Regions from separate parts of the Homo sapiens genome. Here region 1 is linked to region 2. The links are chromatin loops, found by intact Hi-C in ENCODE. Cell type or tissue: breast epithelium. All regions are shown on one strand. Links, peaks and the distances in the headings refer to the core of each region. The heading gives the core; the rest is flanking DNA. Region 1 overlaps KIT (KIT proto-oncogene, receptor tyrosine kinase). Region 2 has its middle 24 kb from the start of LINC02260.

What was found. Hi-C counts contacts between places; a loop is a spot of excess contacts. Peaks named below come from ENCODE experiments on the same cell type or tissue, not always from the same donor. Only the 100,000 strongest peaks of a DNase experiment are listed, where the experiment ranks them.
Region 1: it touches region 2 in a loop (17-fold over the local background); 2 of 110 quality-filtered maps call a loop at or near these places.

What each region holds. Positions count from the first base shown.
Region 1 is chr4:54,707,522-54,712,897 of GRCh38, reverse strand. It overlaps KIT (KIT proto-oncogene, receptor tyrosine kinase), which reads right to left. Exons shown (of 21, transcript NM_000222.3): 7 at 3,359-3,474. Among named protein-coding and RNA genes, the nearest start is that of KIT, 52 kb to the right of the region's middle. In breast epithelium, for the core only: no CTCF peak of the experiment used is centred there; a DNase peak (open chromatin) is centred at 3,143.
Region 2 is chr4:54,628,007-54,633,382 of GRCh38, reverse strand. No RefSeq gene overlaps it. Among named protein-coding and RNA genes, the nearest start is that of LINC02260, 24 kb to the right of the region's middle. In breast epithelium, for the core only: no CTCF peak of the experiment used is centred there; no DNase peak of the experiment used is centred there.

The DNA of each region.
Region 1 (5,376 bases), core at 89-5,088, 80 kb before region 2:
TAACAAACTAACTTCAAGGAAAAGACTTTCTGAAGAGCTTGAGGTCAGGACCAACATGATCCTCATCTGTATATCCAGTGAAATACAGTGGGACCTCAGGAAGTGCTGGGTGGGTATTAGAGACCCATACCCTAGAATGCAGAAAAGACCTCCTACTTACAGGCAATCCAAGAAGATATCCTTTTGGAAGGCTAACAACATATCCTATCTAGTTTCAAATAAGCATGGGTTCACCAGCAGCACTGATTAAAACTGAGCCTGCTGGAATGGCAAATTAGCCTAGTAGCAATTTTGCCCCCACCAGAGAAAAGTCAGAAACATCTTCCTGAGGTCAATATCTCATGACCAACTGGCAGACCACACACTGGCAAATGGAAGCATGAAAAAAGAAGAAAAGAGACACATTTAAACACCCCTTTGGACTTAAAGCCAGGGAAACAGTGGTAACACAAAGTACCTCACTTCATAAAATTCCCAACCACTGAACTCTCAAAGTGAGGTCTGTGGAGTGGGCCCCACCCACGATCTGCTGTTGCTGGTGCACAGGAGATAAATACAGAAACTGAGAAGAAGCACTGAGGAGGAGCAATTTGACAAAGAGTAATTGTTATATCTATTGAATCTAAAAAATAAAAAAACCCGAGCTTGTATTTTGTATATTGTTCTTTTTCATTTCACTTTTCCAGTAATTGGTTTTTACTATATTTTACAAGAAGTATTGATCCACAATGTATTGGGAATCTTAGAAAAGAAAGTCTTTTAACATAGAAAGGTTGAGAAGCATCACACAAGAGCAGCCACAATAAAATTCTGTATGAACAATATGCATATTATGCTTGCAAGGATACCGATTTACCTACGGTCATCTCTTAAATGAGATGAACATTAAGACTTTTCAGAAGCAGGTAATTTTGTCCATGGGTAATACACTAAGCTCTATATACTATTATCTTTTTTTTTTTTTTTTTTGAGACGGACTCTCGTTCAGTCGCCCAGGCTGGAGTGCAACAGTGAGATCTCAGCTCACTGCAACCTCTGTCTCCCAGGTTGAGGTTCAAGTGATTCTCCTGCCTCAGCCTCCCAACTAGCTGGGATTACACGCACTCATCATCGCAACCAGCTGAATTTTTCTATTTTTAGTAGAGAAGGGGTTTCACCATGTTGGCCAGGCTGGTCTCGAACTCCCAACCTCAGGTTATCCACCTGCTTCGGCCTCCCAAAGTGCTGGGATTACAGGCGTGAGCCACCGCGTCCAGCCTCTATATACTATTACTTTCTGATTCACATTGAAATTAATCTAGAGATACTTGAATTGAGGACCAGAGAAATGCTATGTAATCAAAACTGTTTGCTGGAACTCAGATAATAATTAATGTTTCCCTTGAAAAGGGAGAACTGTGTGATCAAACGAGTTTGGGATATATACATCCTATCCCATGGCCCCCTCTGGCAAAGTCACATTAGCATATTAGGATTCTGGGAAGGCCAGTAATAAAGATATGTGTTTAATTACACGAATGTGACCTTCTTCATCTAAACTCATATGAATGTCTTATTCAGAAAACACAATTTTTGAAATGTTCATAGTCAAAAGACTCTGGATTAGCAATAAAAAATCTGTCCAGCTATTTCTTTTCATTGGCTTACACCACCCACCCTACCATCTTTCCTGAGCTGTAGCATCAAATAAGACAATTATGTAAAATCACTTCACACAGGTTGAGTGTTGTGGCTCACTCCTGTAATCCCAGTGCTTTGGGAGGACAAGGCAGAAGGATCGCTTTAGTCCAGGAATTCAAGACCAGTCTAGGCAACAAAGCAAGACCCCCATCTCTAAAAAACATTTAAAAATTAGCTGTGCGTGGTGGTGCATGCCTGTACTCCCAGCTACTTGGTAAGCTGAAGCGGAAGGATCTCTTGGGCCTAGGAGTACAAGGATATAGTGAGCTATGATCACTCCAGCCTGGGTGACAGAGACAGATGCTGGCTCAACATGTTTGTCAACATGTTTGAAAACAAAAACATGTTTGTCTCAAAATCAAACAAACAAAACATCTAGCTGGGCGCGGTGGCTCATGCCTATAATCCCAGCACTTTGGGAGGCTGAAGCAGGTGATCACTTGTGGTCAGGAGTTCAAGACCATCCTGGCCAACATGGTGAAACCCCATCTCTACTAAAAATACAGAAATCAGCTGGGTGTGGTGGGATGCCTATAGTCCCAGATACTCAAGAGGCTGTGGCAGGAGAATCACTTGAACCTGGGAGGTGGAGGTTGCAGTGAATCGAGATGTCACTGCACTCCAGACAGGGAGAGAGAGTGAGAGACTCTGTCTCAAAAACAAAAAAAAACAAAACCACAACACCTCGTACAGAAAGTAAGCTCCTTCAAGACAAGGAATTGGCCCCAGTCCTTTGTTCCCACAACACCCTATAACCCAACACACATAAAGTGCCCAGCATAACGCCTAAGCTCTTTTCTATGAAATATTCCAGTTGTCTCCTCATCCTCCACACACCCAGGAAAGCCAATTCCAATAGTCATTTATTGGGCCACTCCCTTGGAACTCCTAGTCTTTAGGGGCCTCCCTTGCACTAGCAGGTATGGTGTGGGAGGCACCTTCCTTGGAAATGCACACGGGGCCCAGAGTGGAGCCAGGAAGAAGCCCTGCACTTGGCAAAAGGTCCAGCTCATGATCGGGCTCCCTTGGCCTCAACTTCAGAGCAGACATTTCTCTAAGACATGGTGGGCTGCAGGAGTGGGGTCGGTAGGACCCCAGCAGTGCAGGACTTGGGTGCTCAGGTGCCCATGGCCATCTCCCATCCTAAACCATCTGCTACCTTCTCCCACATACCACATGGTACTCAGTAGTGAGCCATGGGCCTGTCAGTATTGCATTTGTCTCAGTGGAAGAACAATCTAAACACAAGTAACATCACAGCCTCAAAAGAGACAGCACTGAACAAAGAAATCACGTCAGGGCTCGATAGCATCTCTTCCCTACCTAACGCAGTAATTCAGCTCCTATTCAACCACTAGCCCCCCATTCCAACAATCAATAATAATACATTTTCCCTCAAACAACTGTATGTTCAACTTGTTTGGCTCCTCTGTTTACTTCAAAGGCAGCACGCAGAATTTGAGCAACTTCTACAAGGTCATGTGATCAGTGAAATGTAGGACAAGGAACTGGTTTTTTGACACACTCTAACCACCAAACCACGAAGTCTCTGTGAAGGTCAAGATTATCATGAAACGTTATTTACATAGTACACAAGTTGAGTCCTTGCAGCTGTTACAAACACGAGCCACAACTTTAAAAGAATAAAAAATTAAAAGGAGCCCTTCATGTTACTTACTATTCACATAAACATTAAATGCTATGGCAGCATTGACGTCAGAATTGGACACTAGGAATGTGTAAGTGCCTCCTTCGGTGCCTTTTAATCTCGTTAGATGAAGTTCACTTACGTATCTACAAAGAAAAGACAACTAGTCAATCACCTGTGGATAGCATGCCTTGGAAGGCATGTCTTTTTCAGTTTCTACCTGGAAATCTATGCCTGTTTGAGGAAAAATATAACTCATTTAATTCAGTAAGTATTAGCAAAATCCACATTAACAAATACATAAACACGCACACACATATTCCATCTGGGACCAACGCCTGTTGTGAGAGACCACAGAGTGGGGAAAGGTTAAGCACAAAGGCAACCTGACAGAGGCTGCAGCCTCTCCACTGGCCCACCGCCTCCCGCCTCCGCCCTCCCCCCACCACCCTGGGCTGTCCGCATACCACTTCCTCCCCTGCCCATGGTGCTGCAGGAGCCTGCTCTCCACAGTGTCCTGAACTCACCTGCCCTGCATGCACATGCTCACTGCCCTCACACAGACACTCTGGGCCCTCAGCGAGGTCCACACTGCTCACCTTCCTTCTTGCAACACCCCCATCTCCTGGTTTTCCTCCACCCCGGAGACTTCTCAGTGCTCCTGGCAGTATTTGCCACTCAAGCTTCTGACTTCTTGCAGGACCGCCATATAGGGCTGTGTACACTGAGCACCCTACAACCCTGTCGGGGTTACTGGCAGGGGCTCCGATGTACATGTGTCACCCTGGGCAGTCCACGACCCACACGATCCACATGGGCCACAACACCAACTTGCCATAGGCGGTGTGCCAACTCTCACACTATGCAAGCTCCCTGGGCAGCCCACTCTCTCACACTGAGCTGCTGGCTGCTGGCTCACAACCTTCACGTCTTTACTTCCAGCGCAGGGTTCTCTGTACCATGTCTCCTCTACAGAGCTACTTTCATGCCCCCAAACACTTGCCTGCAGCATTCTCCCAAGGATTGCCCTTGCGCAATCCTTGGAAGACGTTGACCGTGCAGCCAGGTCTGCAGCCAGTAAGTGACTGATAGCTGGAGAGGTGCAAAAGCCCCGCTCAGCTCCTGGATAAGACTGAGGCTTGGGGTCATCTGAGCCACATCCTTACTTGCCTCCTTTCCCTCCCATGCCTCTTCCCCTACTCCCTGGTCAGTCTATCCCTGCATAAGTCACTTGCCTCAGAATCCCTGTCTCAGGCTCTGCTTCTAGGGCGTTTGGCAAAAGATACTTCCTACCTAAACAATCCCACTCAAGATCCCACTATCAATCTCAAATCCAACAAACCCCAAAACAAAGTCACTGTCTTTCCTCAGAAACTTGTCCCTCCCCGTCCTCCTGCTCTCCCTGAATGGTATGGTCTCTCACCACCCAACCTAAAGGCATCTTCAACTCCTCCCTGCCTCTCCTGCCCTCTCAATCACCTGGAGACCTCCCAAATTTATCCTCTTCCCTCCAACCTTTAGTCCTTGGCCCAGGACGCTATCATCTCTCACCCGTATTTTTCCAACAGTCAACAGTCCTGACTGGAAAAATAGAGCAAAACCCTATCCAGGCACTTAGCCCTTATTAGCCGTTCGGTCTTGGTCAAATTACTTCACCCCTCTGTACCTCTGTCTCCTCTTCTATAAAAATGGTGGGAAATAAGAATGTCTACTCACAAAGTCTGTGAGGCTTCAGGTCAGTGGGTGAATACACGTAAAGTACTTAGAACCATGCTTCAGAAAAAAAGCACTTATGTCTTACCTGAAGTATTACTATTGCTACTATTTTTACTATAATGTTTTGAGGATCAAATGAGAGGTCTAGTGTAAAAGAACATGGGTTCACTGCCTGAAGCGAAGTTATTTGGCTCTTAGTTTTCTTACAGCTTTAAGAAACAATTATAGGTACTAACTTCCCTTTTTCTCTGAAGAGACTTGCTGTATCCCGAGTACATGAAAGTTACTGCTTTGAGCTAAGCTCAGATCTCTAGAAAACTGTCCTCCATTTT
Region 2 (5,376 bases), core at 235-5,234:
CTGGAGTTGTTCGTTCCTCCTGGTGGGTTCGTGGTCTCACTAGCTTCAGAAGTGAAACTGCAGACCTTCGAGGTGAGTGTTACAGCTCACAAAGGCAGTGTGGACCCAAAGAGTGAGCAGCAGCAACATTTATTGCAAAGAGTGAAAGAACAAAGCATCCACAGCGTGGAAGACGACCGAGCAGATTGCCACTTCTACCTGAGGCACCCTGCTTTTATTCTCTTATCTGGCCTCACCCACATCCTGCTGATTGGTCCATTTTACAGAGAGCCAATTGGTCCATTTTACAGAGAGCTGATTGGTCCGTTTTGACAGGGTGCTGATTGGTGCGTGTACAATCCCTGAGCTAGACACAAAAGTTCTCCACGTCCCCACCAGACTCAGGAACCCACCTGGCTTCACCCAGTGGATCCCGCACTGGGGCTGCAGGTGGAGCTGTCTGCCAGTCCCGCGCTGTGCACCTGCACTCCTCAGCCCTTGGGTGGTCAATGGGACTGGGAGCCGTGGAGCAGGGGTCAGCGCTCGTGGGGGAGGCTTGGGCCACACAGGAGCCCAAGGGGCGGAGGGAGGCTCGGGCATGGCAGGCTGCGGGTCCGGAGCCCTGCCCCGTGGGGAGGCAGCTAAGGCCCCGCGAGAAATCGAGTGCAGCGCCGGTGGGCCGGCACTGCTGGGGGACCCAGCACACCCTCCACAGCCACTGGCCCGGGTGCTAAGCCCCTCATTACCCGGAGCCAGCAGGGCCAGCCGGTCGCTCCGTGTGCGGGGCCCGCCAAGCCCACGCCCACCCGGAACTCCAGCTGGCCCGCAAGTGCTGCCGGCAGCCCTGGTTCCCGCTCTCGCCTCTCCCTCCACGCCTCACTGCAAGCTGAGGGAGCCGGCTCCAACCTTGGCCAGCCCAGAAAGGAGCTCCCACAGTGCAGCAGTGGGCTGAAGGGCTCCTCAAGTGCCGCCAAAGTGGGAGCCCAGGCAGAGGAGGTGCCGAGAGTGAGGGAGGGCTGCGAGGGCTGCCAGCACGCTGTCACCTCTCATTAACACCCCCTCTTCCCACCCTCCAACCCCCGATCCCTGTCTTTACTGAAACATGTCTTAAATCATGATGAGTGTTCTTGTAGGAGTCTTCTTTTTTCTTTCCAGCCCCTATTTTAAACATCTAGATTTGAGCCAAAAAGGACAAGTAGGCAAGGGGTTCTGAGAATGCTATTAACCACAAAATCTAACATGTATGGGACCAACTGTCCATGGTTGCAGAGACATTGACTATCCTTTTAATCCTTACAATAATTATGAGATAAATCCTCTAAATTAGAGATGAGGAAGCTGAGACACAAAGATGTTAAAGGGCATGTCCCAAATCATACAATGGGAAGAAGGGATTTGAATTCAGGCTTACCTGCTTGGGAGCAAAACCCCTGAACCTCTGAGGTATATAGCCTTGCTAGGACACTTACCTTCTGTTTTCTCTCTGGTCTTCACTTAATGAGCCAAGAGGGTTAGCTGCTGTAGTGGATGCTATGGGACATTCTCCAGGTCTTTGCTGCATGACTGGGGCATGCATTCCCCCAGCTGCTGGAAGTGTAGGTCACGGATGAGTCCCTCCCCCCCAGGATTGTCTCCATGGGAGAGAGCCAGCTTGGCCAATGTCATGGCCCTCTCTGGGCAACTCACATATAATGACTAGTTCATGGAGGGATGTAAAAGCCTGGCCCCTTGTCCTAATTTGAGTCAACTCTGAGTTCCCCATGGGCCTCTGTTGCCTTTTCATGGCAGCCCAGCTTCTCCCTCTGCCAAGTCCTGCTTCTTTCACACCCCGTACAGGTGTCCACCTTAAGACCATGCCTTAATATACTTTCTGCATGCATATCTCCATTGCAAAGTCAATTTTCTCAGGAATTCAGCCTGCGACAGCTGGCAAGAGTCCCAGTGCCCTTTCCCAACCATCATCTCCACAATGTTAACTCATGTGGTAGAGAAGGGAGAGGGGAACTAGCACTTACACCATGCAAGGCTCAGTGGTAGACATTTTATATGGATTACCCCATAAACCCTCAAAGTAAAGAAATCAAGTAAAATACTGCTACTGATATAGATGGCAAGGTTAGAGAGAAGTGACTTGTTTGAGGTCACAAATTAATAGGGAGATGAACCAAATTTTTGGATACCAAAATTTAGGTAGTGTGGTAGCCTGAATAATGGTACCCTGAAGATGTCTGCATCCTAATCCCCAGAATCTGTGAACATGTTAACTTCACATGGCAAAAGCGAGTTTGCAGATGTGATTTAATTCAGTATCTTGAGATAGGGAGACATCTTGGATTACCCAGATGGACCCAAGGGAATCACAAGGCTTCTTGCAAGAGAGAAACAGAAGAGTCAGAGTCAGAGGTGTGAAGAGGAAGTAGAGGTAGGAATGATTTAAAACCATAGTCAAGGAACACAGGCAGCCTCTAATAGCTGGAAAAGGCAAAGAAACGAGTTACCCGCTAGAGCCTCTAGAAGGAGTGGTGCCCTGCTAACCCATTTTAGCTTTCTGACCTCAAGAGCCGTGAGATAATAAATTTATGTTGTCTCAAGCCACTGTCTGTGGTAATTTGTTGTAGCAACCATAGGAAGCTAATGTAGGTCGGCTTTTTCCACTCTCTCCCTCTTGTCCTCGTGCATCTATGTATGTGACACTCTCATCTCCCCACTTTTGCCCTGGAGTGACGTTAAGCCTGATGTTTCTTCCATTTGGGGGACCCTGAGAAGCTGTATAAGCAAATATCATTCTCTGAACAGCCCTTTGAAGTGGGTCAGCCATTGGCCAGCATCTGCCTAGCTGACTCTACCTGGGATGGCGGTGAGGAAACAGGACTGAGGAAGGGAAACCCCTGTTCCGATGTTGTTAGAACCCTCCCGTACTTACCATAGGGAGCAAGTTCATCTCTTTTAATTTTGGGTTGCTTGTTTTGCTGCCTATCACTGTACTCCCATCCCTGCCTCTCCAAGATCAGGGCTAAGCTCTCTGAGAAATCTACAGCAACTTGAGAGGAGCAACAGGAGTAAACATGACATCTTCATTCCTCTTCAAGGTCAAAGATTTTCCTGACTGCTAGGAGTTAGTTGGGTTTTGATTTTCTTAGGTTTACGGTGGGGTTGGGTAGAAGCCGTCCTGGCCCGTTGGGATGGAAAATAGCATTTACTGAGTCCCTCTTCAGTGTCTGTATGATCCTTATTTTACCAAGGAGAATATTAAGGCACTTTCTCAGGATCCCAGGCTAAAAAGTGGTGGAGGAGGGAACAAACCATGTCTCTCCCACCGCAAAGCCCTTAGGGGTGCTCTTTATATGCTGCCTTGACCATAAAACTTGAATTTTAGGCCAGGCTTGGTGGCTCATGCCTGTAATCCCAGCACTTTGGGAGGCCAAGGCTGGTGGATCACCTGAGGTCAGGAGTTCGAGAGCAGTCTGGCCAAAATAGTGAAACCTGTCTCTACTAAAAATACAAAAATTAGCCAGGCGTCGTGGTGTGCACCTGTAATCCCAGCTACTCGGGAGGCTGAGGCAGGAGAACTGCTTGAACCTGGAGTGGGATTAGGGTTAGCACCACTGCATGCCAGCCTGGGAAACAGAGCAAGACTTTGTCTCAAAAATAAAATAAAATAAAACAAAATAAAGTAAAATAAAATAAAAATAAATAAAACCTTGAATTTTAAGAATAATGGATTTGTGGCTACTCTTTCCCCAATATCAGGACCCAGTTCACAAAACACAATGCCAGAGTTGTCTACTACACTGCACTTCTTCCCCCCTTCCTCTCCATTGGCACCTCTGCTCCAGATGAATCCTGTGGGGCCCCTCTGTTCATATCTCCATAAGCCACATCAGCTGTCTCTCCTGCTGGAATCAAGATGCTGTTCTCTTGCCAAGTAGCTTCATCTCCTTGAAGTCTCCCTAGCACTTCTGGATTCCGGCATCCCAGGGCTCCTGAATGAAACTCCAAACCTGTGTATCCTTCCTGCCTCTTTTCAAATTCCTAAAACCGATCTTTTCTACCCATTTGTTTCTGAAACTGCAATGGTTGTCTCTGGACTCTTATTACTAAATGCAGACATGTCTGGGTGTGGTGGCTCACGCCTGTAATCCCAACACTTTGGGAGACCAAGGAGGATGGATTGCTTGAGTTCAGGAATTCAGGACTAGCCTGGGCAACTTGGCAAAACCCCATCTCTACAAAAAATAGAAAAATTAGCTGGATATGTTATGCACACTCCTAATCCCAGCTACTCAGGAGGCTGAGGTGGGAGGATCACTTGACCCTGGGAGGCAGAGTTTGCAGTGAGCCAAAATTGTGCCACTGCAGTCCAGCCTGGGCAATTAGAGTCAGACCTTGAAGAAAAAAAAAAAAAAAGAAAGAAAGAAGAAAAGATAAAGAAATTCACACATGTTAAATTACAGAATTATAAAGCTGGCAGGGTCAGGGAGAACATCTATTTTTCAGATGAAGAAACTCAAGCCTAAGGTCACACAGTTAGTTTAGTGGCCAAGTCTACTCCTTGAGTCCATAACAGCATTCTACATGCTGCCCTACACTTTCAGTCATTTATTGGGCATATTTCTTGATAAAGAGCATGAACTCAGAACCCAGACAGCCCAGGGTTCAAAGCTGGCCTCTGCCACTTGCTAGCTGTGGGAACTTGGACAAGTTTCTTAACATCTCTGTGCCTCATCTTTAAAGTGGGAATAATATCGATGCCAACTTCATAGGGTTAATGTCAAAATTAAATGGTTTAATATGTGCAGTTGTACATAGTAATTGTTCAATAAGTGCTAGTTATTCATTATTTCATCCATGGGACTGAATGTTTTAAAGAAAGAATTGTCAAAACTTTCCTGCAATGGTTTGAGAGACTTACAGACGTATGTGAGCATTATGGCAGAATGAGTAAAAGCATCAACTTTAAAAATGAACTATGACAGTCTACATCCTCGTTCTGGCTCCTTTTGGCTGCAAGACTTTTGGAAGTTATTTAACTTCTTTGTGCCTCAGTGTCCTCGTCTCTAAAATGGGAAAAACAAAAGTATTGACAACTTAGGGCTGTTGGGAAAAATTAAACGAGATCATCTAAGCTAAGCACCTGGTATATAATAAACATTTAATATTTGTTAGCTTTCATTATATAGCGAAAAAAACAATGTGAACTTCACTCCATTGCTTTTAGTTCAGTCATTTAGTAAGTCATGCAGAATTACTTAGTGAAAGCTCTGCATATACAAAATGATTTGTAATCACTGCATTATTTAACCAATTAATTAATATGTATTGTTCAAAATAGCCCTAGGAAGTTATCTGAGGTTCTCTATATTCCTGATAAGTCTTAAAAACTCAAGGTCACACAGG